Linked DNA regions of Homo sapiens: region 1 is linked to region 2. The links are chromatin loops, found by intact Hi-C in ENCODE. Cell type or tissue: IMR-90. All regions are shown on one strand. Each heading gives the region's core, and the rest is flanking DNA. Links, peaks and the distances in the headings are about the cores only. Region 1 overlaps PRKAG2 (protein kinase AMP-activated non-catalytic subunit gamma 2). Region 2 overlaps PRKAG2 (protein kinase AMP-activated non-catalytic subunit gamma 2).

Region 1 (5,375 bases), core at 143-5,142, 120 kb after region 2:
TGAGGAATGTACAAGATCAGCCAGAAAGCCAGGAAGTGCCCACAGCATGATGGGGACAGGGTGGGGATATGATGGGGAAAGTCAAAGGACACAGTGATCCGCCTGGAGAGGCTCCTGCTGGCCACGTCTAGGACAATTTGAGCATCAAAAACTTGATAATGAAGACATGGAATCAACCTAAATGCCCATCAATGACAGACCAGATAAAGAAAATGTAGTACATATGTGCTGCGGAATATTACACAGCCATAAAAAAGAAAGAGATCACGTCTTTTGAGGGAACATGGATGGAGCTGGAGGCGATCATCCTTAGCAAACTAACACAGGAACAGAAAACCAAGTGCTGCATGTTCTCACTTATGAGTGGGGGCTAAATAATAAGAACTTACGAACACAAAGAAAGAAACGACAAACACTGGGGGCTACTTAAGAGGCAGAGGGTGGGAGGAGGGAGAGGAACGGAAAAGATAACTATTGGGTACTGAGCCTAATACATGATGAAATACGTGGGTGATGAAATAATATGTACAACAGACCCCCATGACACATCTTTATCTATGTAACAAACATTCACATGGACCCCCAAACCTAAAATAAAAATTTTTTAAAATATTTGATAATGAGAAATAACATGGCACTGAATAGGATACAAATCCATGAGTCCATAGATACATACACACACAGGGAGAGAAGAAAAACCTGTTCTTTAAAGTAGCATTCCAACCAGTCAATGTAGAATTCATGATAAATTTAGAAAATCGCCTTTTGGTAATTACTATAGTAACAATTCAGGCAAGAAATACATATCAATCCTAAAACTAGCAAGTGAAAGTTTGATGAGAAAGAAGACATTTACACAATCCCAAAGTAGGTCCCCCTGAAGCCCTGACTGGTGACAAGGGGGAAAGTAAGCCCTTTATTAAAGTAGAGAACTTTATGGTGGCAGACGCCCCCTTCACCAAGTGACCGGCGTCCACTTCACCGGAAAGGTGTCGCGGCCGCATCGGGTGACCCTGCTGGGATGCAGAAGCCCAGGGCAGCCCACGGATGGGTGGGTGCCCACCTGAGGGCGGAGGCTGGCTCTGATGGTGAGGAAATGTCGAAGGGCAGGTGACACAAGAACTGGCCGTTGTCCTCCTGAAAAGTGCTCAGGTCGTGACAGATGAGACAGGACTGAGGAGCTGTTCCAGATGAAGAGACTGAAGAGAAAGGACAACGAAACAAAACGCGTGGCTGGAGGTCTCCTCTTCCAAGAAATGACGCCCCTGAGACAAGGCACAAAATGTGAATGAAGCCTGCAGCTTAGCTGATAGCATGATATTTGTGCTGATTTCCTGATTTTGACAATTATACTGTGGTTAGGAGAATGACCCTGTTTTTATGAAACATCCACTGAAATATTTAGGGGTAAAGGGATATGATGTCTGCAAATTCCTCTCAGGGGTTCAGAATTCATATAAACACACAGTGAGAGATCGTGAGAAATGAGATATGGGCAGATCTGGTGAAATGCTAACATCGGGCAATCTGGGTGAAAAGGATATGAGAACTCTTTGTATTATTTTTGTGACTTTATGTTTGAAATTGTCAAAATAAAATGTTATTTATTATTTAATAATTGTTTTTTTAGAGACAGAGTCTCACCATGTTGCTCAGGCTGGTCTCGAACTCCTGGGCTCAAGTGATCCACTACCTTGGCCTCCCAAAGTGCTGGAATTACAAGCGTGAGCCACCTCGCCCAGCCCTAAAGTGTTATTTTAAAAAAGGAATTAAGAAATACAGGCTGAGCAGTGGCTTGTGCCTATGATCCCAGCACTTTGGGAGGTCAAGGCAGGAGGATCGCTTAAGCCCAGGTGTTTGAGACCAGCCTGGGCAACATGGCAAAACCCCATCTCTACAAAATATTTAAAAATTAGCCGGGCATGATGGTGCACACCTGTAGTCGCAGCTACTCAGGAGGTTGGGGTAGGAGAATCGCTTGAGTTGCAGTGAACTGTGATCGCACCACTGCACTCCAGCCTGAGAGGCAGAGCAAGACCGCATCTCGAAAAAAAGAAAAAGAGCTACAGTGGGCCTGTGTGTTAAGTAAGAGCATGTGTTAGTGCTGCCTTTTACTGTCTCCGAAGGTGGGAGCATCACCAAAGCAGGCCCTGAGAGAACTAGAGGACTCTAACTCGCTGAGGGCAAGGAGATTCTTCCGGGAATTTTTCGTTGGCTTCTCCCAAATAATAACAGCCTGGACACAGGATGTGCAGGCCAGCCCTGGCTGGGGACGTCTTCCAGGCTGGCGCCAGAGGGCGCTGTCCCCAGGGACCACACGGGATGCCAGGCCACATAACTCTGCAATGTGTTGGCTGAACTTTTCAGGAAACTTGGATGCCGCACATACTTTTCCTTTCTTTGTGGGCAGGCAAGATGAGTCACGTTTTTCTGGAGTCTGCTCAGCCCCAGTATTCAGACCTCATCAGCTGCCCTGGTCCGGAAGGCTCCAGCTGTGGCCAGTGAGCGGGGGGCCCAGGGTGCCCGCGTTGGCTGGGCCAGCACTGGGGCTTAGGGGCAGACTTGGGCAAGCCAGAGTCAATCTTTTTTGTCGGGTACAGGGTAAAGCTCACAGTAATTCTGGATCATGGCAACATCTGGGGACAGACCCAGGGCCCTTTGTACAACTCACAGGGCACAGCCCTGAGGGAGGCTGGGCTTTGGCTTCATATAGTCCCTGTTCTCCCGCCCACCCAACCCCCTCCGCCGCACCTGACTCCCCACCACCTCTCCAGGCCCTAACTTCGAGTACCTCACTCTCCAGCACTTCGAGCTGCACCTCACTCCCCAGCACTTCTCCAGGCCCTACCTTCGCGGTCCCCTCAGTTCCCCTGCCTCCCTTCCTTCCGAAGGCCACTGTGGTATTGGAAAGTTGGAGCAGCGACCTGAAGGAAGGGACCCCACCTGTGTCTATCTGCAGGAAGGGTCGCTGCAGGCTCTCTGAGAGGCAGGCTCTGGGATGGAAATGAGCATGTTGGATGTACATCAGGGAGTGCTCTTGGGCCTGACAAAGGGGCGATGGAGACCCCGTGAAGCCCCGACAGAGAGTTCTGAAGCCCGGATGCCCCTTCAGAGCTGTCCTGAGCGGGGGTCGGGGGCTGGTCCTTTATGTACATCGGCCGGTTATTGGGCGTAGGCCGGCTCTGGGAGGGGCTGAAGGCTGGCGAGGTGGTGCTCCTTAGCTGAGGGCCATCTGTCTGTCACACCCACAGCTGGGAGTGAGTTCCTCATTCTTGAAGGAATCGGGAATCTGGGAGGCACGGCACAGCACAGCCTCAAGGGTGTTCTGGCTCCAGGGTGTTTTCTAGCAGAGGGCCTAGGGGACATGCTCAGCATCTCAGGGTGTTTCAGGCAGAGGGCCTAGGGGACATGAGCCTGAGCAGAGGAAGACAGGGGGTGGGTGTGCACAAGACACAGTCAGAGCCAGCCCAGGGTGACCTCAGAGGACCTCAGAGGCCATGTGTGGTGGGGCTTGGAGTTTTCATTTAAATGTGCTGGGGCGGCGTCAAGGGGTTGAACAGGGGATGACATGATGGGATTTATGTTTTAAAAACAGGAGTTGGCAAATTACTACCCAATGGCCCAATCCTGCTGGCCACCTGCTTTTATAAATACTTATTGGAACACAGCTGCACCATTAGTTTATACTTTGTCTATGGCTTCGTAGTTGCAAAAGAGACCACGTGGCCTTCGAAGTCTAAGACATTTACCATCTGGCTTTTTACAGGAAACATTTGTCAACTGCTGTTTGAAGAGACTCCTCTCCTTGCTGGGCAGAGTCATTTCCAAGGCAGCAAGGGGACTCTCACGGGGGCCACGGCCCCTCACGAGCCTTCCCAGTTTCACCCCGGTGCCTAAAGCAACTCACTTTAGCAGTTGCTCGTGTTCTTTGGTATTAATGATATAAATCACCTGTGCACACCATGAGGTTCCTCCAGGAGGCTGCGGGGCCCTCCCAGGTGGAAGTGGAGAAAAGTCCTCAGTGTCTCTACCTGTGCGCAAACACAAATACTTCCACTGCCCTCTCCCGCCTCCTCTCCCATCCCCCATTGGTCTCCTCCTCTTCTCAGGCCTCTCCCCCTGGACCACCAGTGATGCCGGCAGCCACAGGTCCCTCTGCCCCCAAAGCAGGTCTCGCCTCTGCACCATCGGTACAGTCCCACAGGCCCCTGTGGCCTCCCTGAAAGTGAGGAGTAAAATGACTCACGTACAGGTCATGTGAGCAATGCCCCAGGAACACACACCACACACGTGACTGCAACGAAGGAAGTGTGGGTTCCTTTTAACGTAGGAGCCACCAGAGCTTCCCCAGGAACCTCTCTGCCTCTGAGGCACCAAAGGTTTCCTGTCCTTGCAATGCTGGGAGGGACCCTAGATGGATTTGTGGGTGCATCTCGGGCACCCCGCTCAGCACATGGCTCAGGCACACGCAACGACTCAGTGGTGCCTCCAGGCGAGCGGGTACCTGCGCTGCTCTCATGCTCAATCCTCACCCCTACTCTGCCTGGATGCAGGGGCTGACCTCTGACCCCTGCTGCCATGTGTCCAGGCTCCCGCTGGGCAGGAGACAGGGAGACACCTTGGGCAACATCTGACCATAGCTACAGCCCCTTTGGCTCCCGTTCCTGCCAGACAGACCAACTGCAGCTCCTGGTTCCAGCCCCGCCAGGGCTCCCAGCGCCGCCCTCTTCCCTTCTCCCACCTGGGGTGGGAAAGGATTTTCCTTACTCATCGGTGGGTCGCTTCCCAAACTCTAGTCTGGCGTCTCAGCTCTTTCCTCACCTTTATAACCACGCAGCCACATAATCAGAACTGTGACGTCCGTGTATTAAACTCCATCTGCTTTTAGTACGGAGAGTAACCCTCTTCCAGGTAGGACCCGGGCTGACAGCTGAGCTAGGGCCATCTGCAGGAGACGATTCAGACGGGGTCAGCGCTGCGATTCGGGGGAGTAACCAGCGGTGAGCTTCAGGCCTAAATGCTGGAGTCCTAAAATTACTCGAGTCTGACCCCCCGGTTTTTGGTCTTGCTCTATATTTAGGGACAATGGCCCTATTGATGCTCACTCGCTGAACCACTGCCTGGCGTTTGTTCTGCGGGGCAAGCTGGAGTGGGGTGCTCCTCAGCCCCGGGAGCCCTTGGGATGGAAATGCAAGACTCAGAGGCTCTAAATTAAAGTCTTAAAAGCTTGGGCTCATTCCTCCACACAAAGCACAAAACCTTTGGCATTTTATGGGAAAACAGACTTTTATTTGAAAAATAAACTCAAGTTGCTGGGATATAAAGGAAGAGCTGTCTGTGATCCAACGCTGAAATGGTGTGAAAGGACCTGAAGT
Region 2 (5,375 bases), core at 97-5,096:
GATTCTGCTTGATATTCAATTTTCCTGTATTTTGGATGAATAAGCAATTTAAAGTTCAAAAGAAACAAAGCTGCATTTGGACTACCACGCCAACACTGTTCTTTCTTCCAGCTCAGCTCAGCCTCAAAGTCACTGTTTAACATTCTGCCTCCTTAAGAATCTAGAAAAGTTTGACAGGGTTATTCGTGGGATTCGGTGTGCTTTAAAGGAATGACAGCAATATAGATAAAAATAGATGGGTGAAGAGGGGAAATTCCTCTCTTAGACACTTAGGTTTAATACTTTACATTCATTACATTGGCAGACACAATGAAAAGAAAAAAAAGAGTGTATATCTGCTTAGAGAAATGCATAATTAAATTAATAAATCTCAAGTAAGAAGAAGAAAAGGGACAGGACACCAAATCTGTGTTGAGAAGAATCTCTGTGTTGGGTTTCATTAATAAAAATCTTAAAAAGCTCATGAATTCAGTACAATGCTTAATGGCACTTAAGCGATAATAGTAACTAACATTTATGAAGTACTCACTATGGGTTTACACTGTTTTTAAATGCCATGATACGGATTGGCTCATTTAATCCTCAAAACACCTGATATTAGCTCTATTTTAGAAATGAGAAAACCAAGGCACAGAGAGGTTAAGTAACTTGTCCAAGGTCACACAGCTAAATAAGTAGTAGCGATTCCTCTCGAACAGAAGCTGCTCTCTAGTTCTTCTTGCCTCCCTGCTAATTTGCAAAAATTGTAACTGTAAAAGACTCTCATTCTTACTAATATAAGAGACAAAACCCTGGTGATTTAGACATTCAAAGTCTTATGGAACGGGCACACCATTCCACCCTGTGGACAGCGGCCAAGATTTGGCCTGCAATATAATAAAACTGAGGAATAGTGAGATGGGTTCGAATGAAGACCCTGGATTATTTTTCTGTAGGATGAAATGCAAATTAAGTCCGGTAAAATTCTGAAATGCACCATTTGTTACCAATAAATACAGACAAACACTTTTAATGACAATGACTATGAACGCGTTCTCTTCCAGCTAACATGTTTGTGAAATGCTGCAGTGAATCTCAAAGATAACAGGCACCCGGCTAATTCTATTGGGTTAACACGTCCATGCTGGCTGTGCAGGCTTATTTAAGTAATTGCCTGACTGTGAATGAACAGAGGTATTAAAGTAAAGTTGGCACAAGGGACAGCATCCACATGGCACGTTCTTTGTTTCGAGAGCTTTATTCTATCAATACTCCTGGAAAAAAGAGAAGTTGCTAAATAAATAATGGAAGCACACAAGACAGTGTGAACGCCTTTTCAAGTCCTCGAATTGTCAAGCATCTTATATAAAGTTCTTTCCCGACTCTGAGCTCATCACATTTCATTTTACATATTAATTTTGCGTAAGAGCAAGCTCATCCCGTTCAAATGTTAACAGCTTCAAAATAAGATCCTGGTGAAAGCTCGTCACATTCCATTTTAAATATTAATTTTGCCAAAGAACGAGCTCATGCCTTTCAAATGTTAACAGCCTCCAAATAAGATCCAAGTTATTTACCTGTAAGATACAAGAAGAAGACAGGAGAGGGAAAAAAAACAACCAAGTGAGAGGAGAGGCGACAGAAATGACGGAGTGAGAGGGTCGCCTGAACTCAACACCGATTCAATAACCTCTTCAGGTTTTCCTATTTAACTTTCCCCATTAAAAAAGAAGACACACCCTACCGGTCATATCTTCACAGGCGCAGATAAGGGCACCAGTCTATGATTAAAGGGTCTGGACTGTGGGTATGATTCGGGGTTGCCTCCGAGTGCATGGTGACAAGCACAAACAATTAGCGCTCCCTGACACCTTGCTGTAATTCGAGTTCGGCGAGTAAGGACAAAAGGGCCGCCCGTCCGTGTGGATGCCGGGCTCAGGGCTGCGCTCTGGGAGCCTGGCTCGCGTCCCCTCCGCGGACGCCCGGTACCCCGCAGCCCGAGCTCGCCGGCGCCCGCATCCCCGCCCCGGTTCCCGCCCCGGCCCCTGGGCTTCCGCAGGACGCAGCTCGCCGTGGGGCAGCGCCGGAGATGGGGCGCGGGGTCCCCGCGGGTCCCGGTCCTCGGGCGGCCGGGCCGTGGGAGCGCCGGGCCGGCAGCGGGCGGGGCGCACTCACCTTCGTCCTCGAACTCCAGCTTCTCCAGCATGCCGGCTTCCGCGGGTCCCAGGGCCGCCGCCAGCGCCGCCTGAGGGGGAGGAGGAGGACAGCGATCAGCATGAGCTGCGACGCTCGTCCCCGGCCGGCGGGCTCGCGGCCGGCCGAGCGCTGGGGCCTGGCTCTGCCGCGCCGCCGGGAGGAGGGGCCTGGCAGGGGACGCGGGCAGCGGGGGCCGGGGGCGGAGCGGGAGCGCTGCCCCCACCCGCCCGAGGCCGCCGCCGCCGCCGCAGGTGGCGCGGCCGCGGCCCGCGTGCCCCTCCGCGAGTGGGACGCGCCGCTCCCCCCCGCGCCTTGGTACGGCCCGCCCGGGAGGAAGCGTGGGAAGGGACCCGGGAGCTCGAGGGCGGCAGCGCCTGGGCCCGGGGCGCCCCCCTCCGGCCGTGGCCCGCGTCCTCCCCGCCGTGCCGCCATTGGGAGAGGCCCGCGGCCCGCCCCCACTCCGCCCCCCGGCGCCGCTCACCTTCCCAGCACCGGCGGCCGCGCTCGGCAGGCTCCACCTGCGCAGGTGTGGGCTCCGCGGCGCGGGGAGGGGGAGAGGGGCTGGAGGCTGCAGAACGCCCCGGGGCGCCAGCTAGGGGATCCTTTCTCGCTTTCCTCTTCCCTTTCCAAATTTTAGATGTAACTGCCCATCCTCGGCCCCCTTAACAAAAATCGTTCCGTGGGCTACACGTATTGTAGATGCACTTTGTCGCTATCCATTTTTTTTTTTCCAGCATGGAACTCTTAATTCGCGTCCTCTCTTCGCAGCCGAGTGTCTTCTCGGTTGGGGAGCCGCTGCCAAAAACGTACACACCCTGAATCTGGCCCTGGCCGCTCAGGAGCTGGGTATCTGAGACTCTACTATGGCCAACTCAGGTTGGCAGGCTGCGCGGCCAGCAGCCGCTAGCCTCCTGGAAGGGCAGGACAGGCCGAGAGGGGACTGAGGTCCCTGGCCCCACGGCCCATCCCTGCAGAGTGCACGGGCGCCGCGAATGCGATTAGCTCCAGTACCGATTAGGGCTGAAAGGAGCTTGGCCCTAGCGCTCTTGCAAGCCGGGCCTGAAAGAGGAAGTCCTGAAAATGCCTCTCGTTTAGCTTTGTCATCTTACTTGCGCCAATCCCTAAGTCTTAAACCTCTTAAAAAAAGAAAAGGGGTGGGGAGAGAAAAAGAAAACAAAACTAAGATGTTTCATGGTAAAAAGCTACAGCAGATACCATACTTCATAGTGAAAGACTGTTTTCCCTATGAAGTTCAGAAACCAGGCCAGGGTGTCTGCTCTCACTAATCCTATTCAACATGGTTCTAGAAGTACTAGGCCCTGCAATAAGGCAAGAAAAGGAAAGAAAACGCATACAGATTGGAAAGGAAGAAAAACACCTGTGTAGATAACATGTTATCTACATACAAAATATCAAAGAATCTACAAAAGAAAGAAAAAACTCACCTGGAATTAGTGAGTTTGGTAAGGTCATAGCATACAAGATCAACACACAAAAATCAATCACATTTCTATAAACTAACAATGAACACATGGAAAAATATATAAAACAATATCACTTAATACAATCACTTCAAAGAAAATTAATACTTAGGCATAAACTCAAGAAACCATGTATAGTAGCTGTATGCTGAAAATCACAAACTGTAGATGAAAGACGAGCTAATAAATGGAGAGACAGTCCTGAGCTGGAAGCCCCAACATAGTAAAAATGACAATTCTCCCCCAGATTAATCTTTTGGTTTAATGCAATTGCTACCAAATTAGGGTTTTTTTTAAAGACATAAATAAGCTTATTCTAAAATTTATATGGAAAGGTGCAAGCTCTAGAATTCTATTTATTTATTTATTATTTTTTTGAGACGGAGTCTCGCTCTGTCACCCAGGCTGGAGTGCAGTGGCGCAACCTCGGCTCACTGCAAGCTCTGCTTCCTGGGTTCACGCCATTCTCCTGCCTCAGCCTCCCAAGTAGCTGGGACTACAGTAGAATTCTTTAATCTTGAAGTCGCTTAATATTAAAGCAAACTATATAGATACAGCAATCAAGACAATGGTATTGGCAGAAGAATGGATATAATAATCAATAGAAATAAATAGAAAACCCAGAAATAGACCCATGCAAACATGGCAAACCAATTTTTGATGGAGGTGTAAAAGCAATAGAACTGGAGTAATTGGATATCAAAAGGTAAAAAGACAAAAACAAACCCCAACCTAAGCCTTGCGTTTTACACAAAAATTAGCTCACATTGGATCGTGAACTTAAAACTATGAAACTTTTTGGAGAAAATATTTGGGAACTGGGGCAAGGCAAAAGTTAGACTTGACACCAAAAACACAGTCCATAAAAGGAAAAACATAAATGGACCTCATTAAAATTAAGAATTTTTGCTCTGCGAAAGACCCTGTTAAGAGGATGAAAAGAAAAGCTACACAGTAGGAGAAAATACTTGCAAATCACATAGCCAACAAATTACTAGCACACTGCCTATAGGGTTAGCCCTGCTCTCCAAGGAATAGCAAAAATAAAATAAAATAAAAATGTCTGGAATACATAAACACTACCAATATTAAACAGAAAATGGAGAAAATAATCCAATTAGAACATAGGCAAATGACACAGAGCTGTTTCACCAAGAAAGATATACAGATGGCAAATTAGTGCATGAAAAGATGTTCAAAGTCATTAGCCATTATATAAATGCGAATTAAAACCACAATGAGATACTACTACACAACTGTTAAAATGGCTAAAATCACAATAGTAACAACATCAAATGCTGGTAAGGATGTAGAGAGACAGACAGGATTACTTCTACACTGCTGGTGGGAATGCAAAATGGAACCACTGTTTTTTTTTTTTTTTTTCTTTTTTTTTTGAGACAGGGTCTCCCTCTGTGGCCCAGGCTGGAGCGCAGTGGACCTATCTCAACTCACTGCAACCTCTACCTCCCAGGTTCAGGCAATTTTCCTGTCTCAGCCTCCTGAGTAGCTAGGATTACAGGCACATGCTACCACAGGTCAGCTAATTTTTGTATTTTTAGTAGAGATGAGGTTTCACCATATTGGTCAGGCTGGTCTTGAACTCCCGACCTCAGGTGATCTGCCTGCCTTGGCCTCCCAAAGTGCTGGGATTACAGGCGTGAGCCACTGTGCCTGGTCAGGAACCACCACTCTTAAAAACAATTTGGCAGTTTTTTA

What was found. A loop is a pair of places that touch in the nucleus more often than their neighbours do. Peaks named below come from ENCODE experiments on the same cell type or tissue, not always from the same donor. Only the 100,000 strongest peaks of a DNase experiment are listed, where the experiment ranks them.
Region 1: a loop joins it to region 2, with 4 times the contacts of the local background. A loop is called at or near these places in 70 of 110 quality-filtered maps.

What each region holds. Positions count from the first base shown.
Region 1 is chr7:151,751,973-151,757,347 of GRCh38, forward strand. The region is part of intron 3 of PRKAG2 (protein kinase AMP-activated non-catalytic subunit gamma 2); the gene reads right to left. Among named protein-coding and RNA genes, the nearest start is that of PRKAG2-AS2, 52 kb to the right of the region's middle. RefSeq lists enhancers at 571-1,354, 975-4,655, 2,921-3,702, 4,891-5,375. In IMR-90, for the core only: a CTCF peak has its summit at 2,300 (motif pointing right); DNase peaks (open chromatin) are centred at 1,419, 2,369, 3,699 and 4,269; H3K27ac peaks cover 3,353 bases.
Region 2 is chr7:151,629,915-151,635,289 of GRCh38, forward strand. PRKAG2 (protein kinase AMP-activated non-catalytic subunit gamma 2) reads right to left here. Exons shown (of 16, transcript NM_016203.4): 5 at 2,155-2,224. Among named protein-coding and RNA genes, the nearest start is that of RHEB, 110 kb to the left of the region's middle. RefSeq lists silencers at 1,679-1,778, 1,929-2,798 and an enhancer at 3,169-3,518. In IMR-90, for the core only: a CTCF peak has its summit at 2,568 (motif pointing left); DNase peaks (open chromatin) are centred at 2,267 and 2,377; H3K4me3 peaks cover 1,908 bases; H3K27ac peaks cover 882 bases.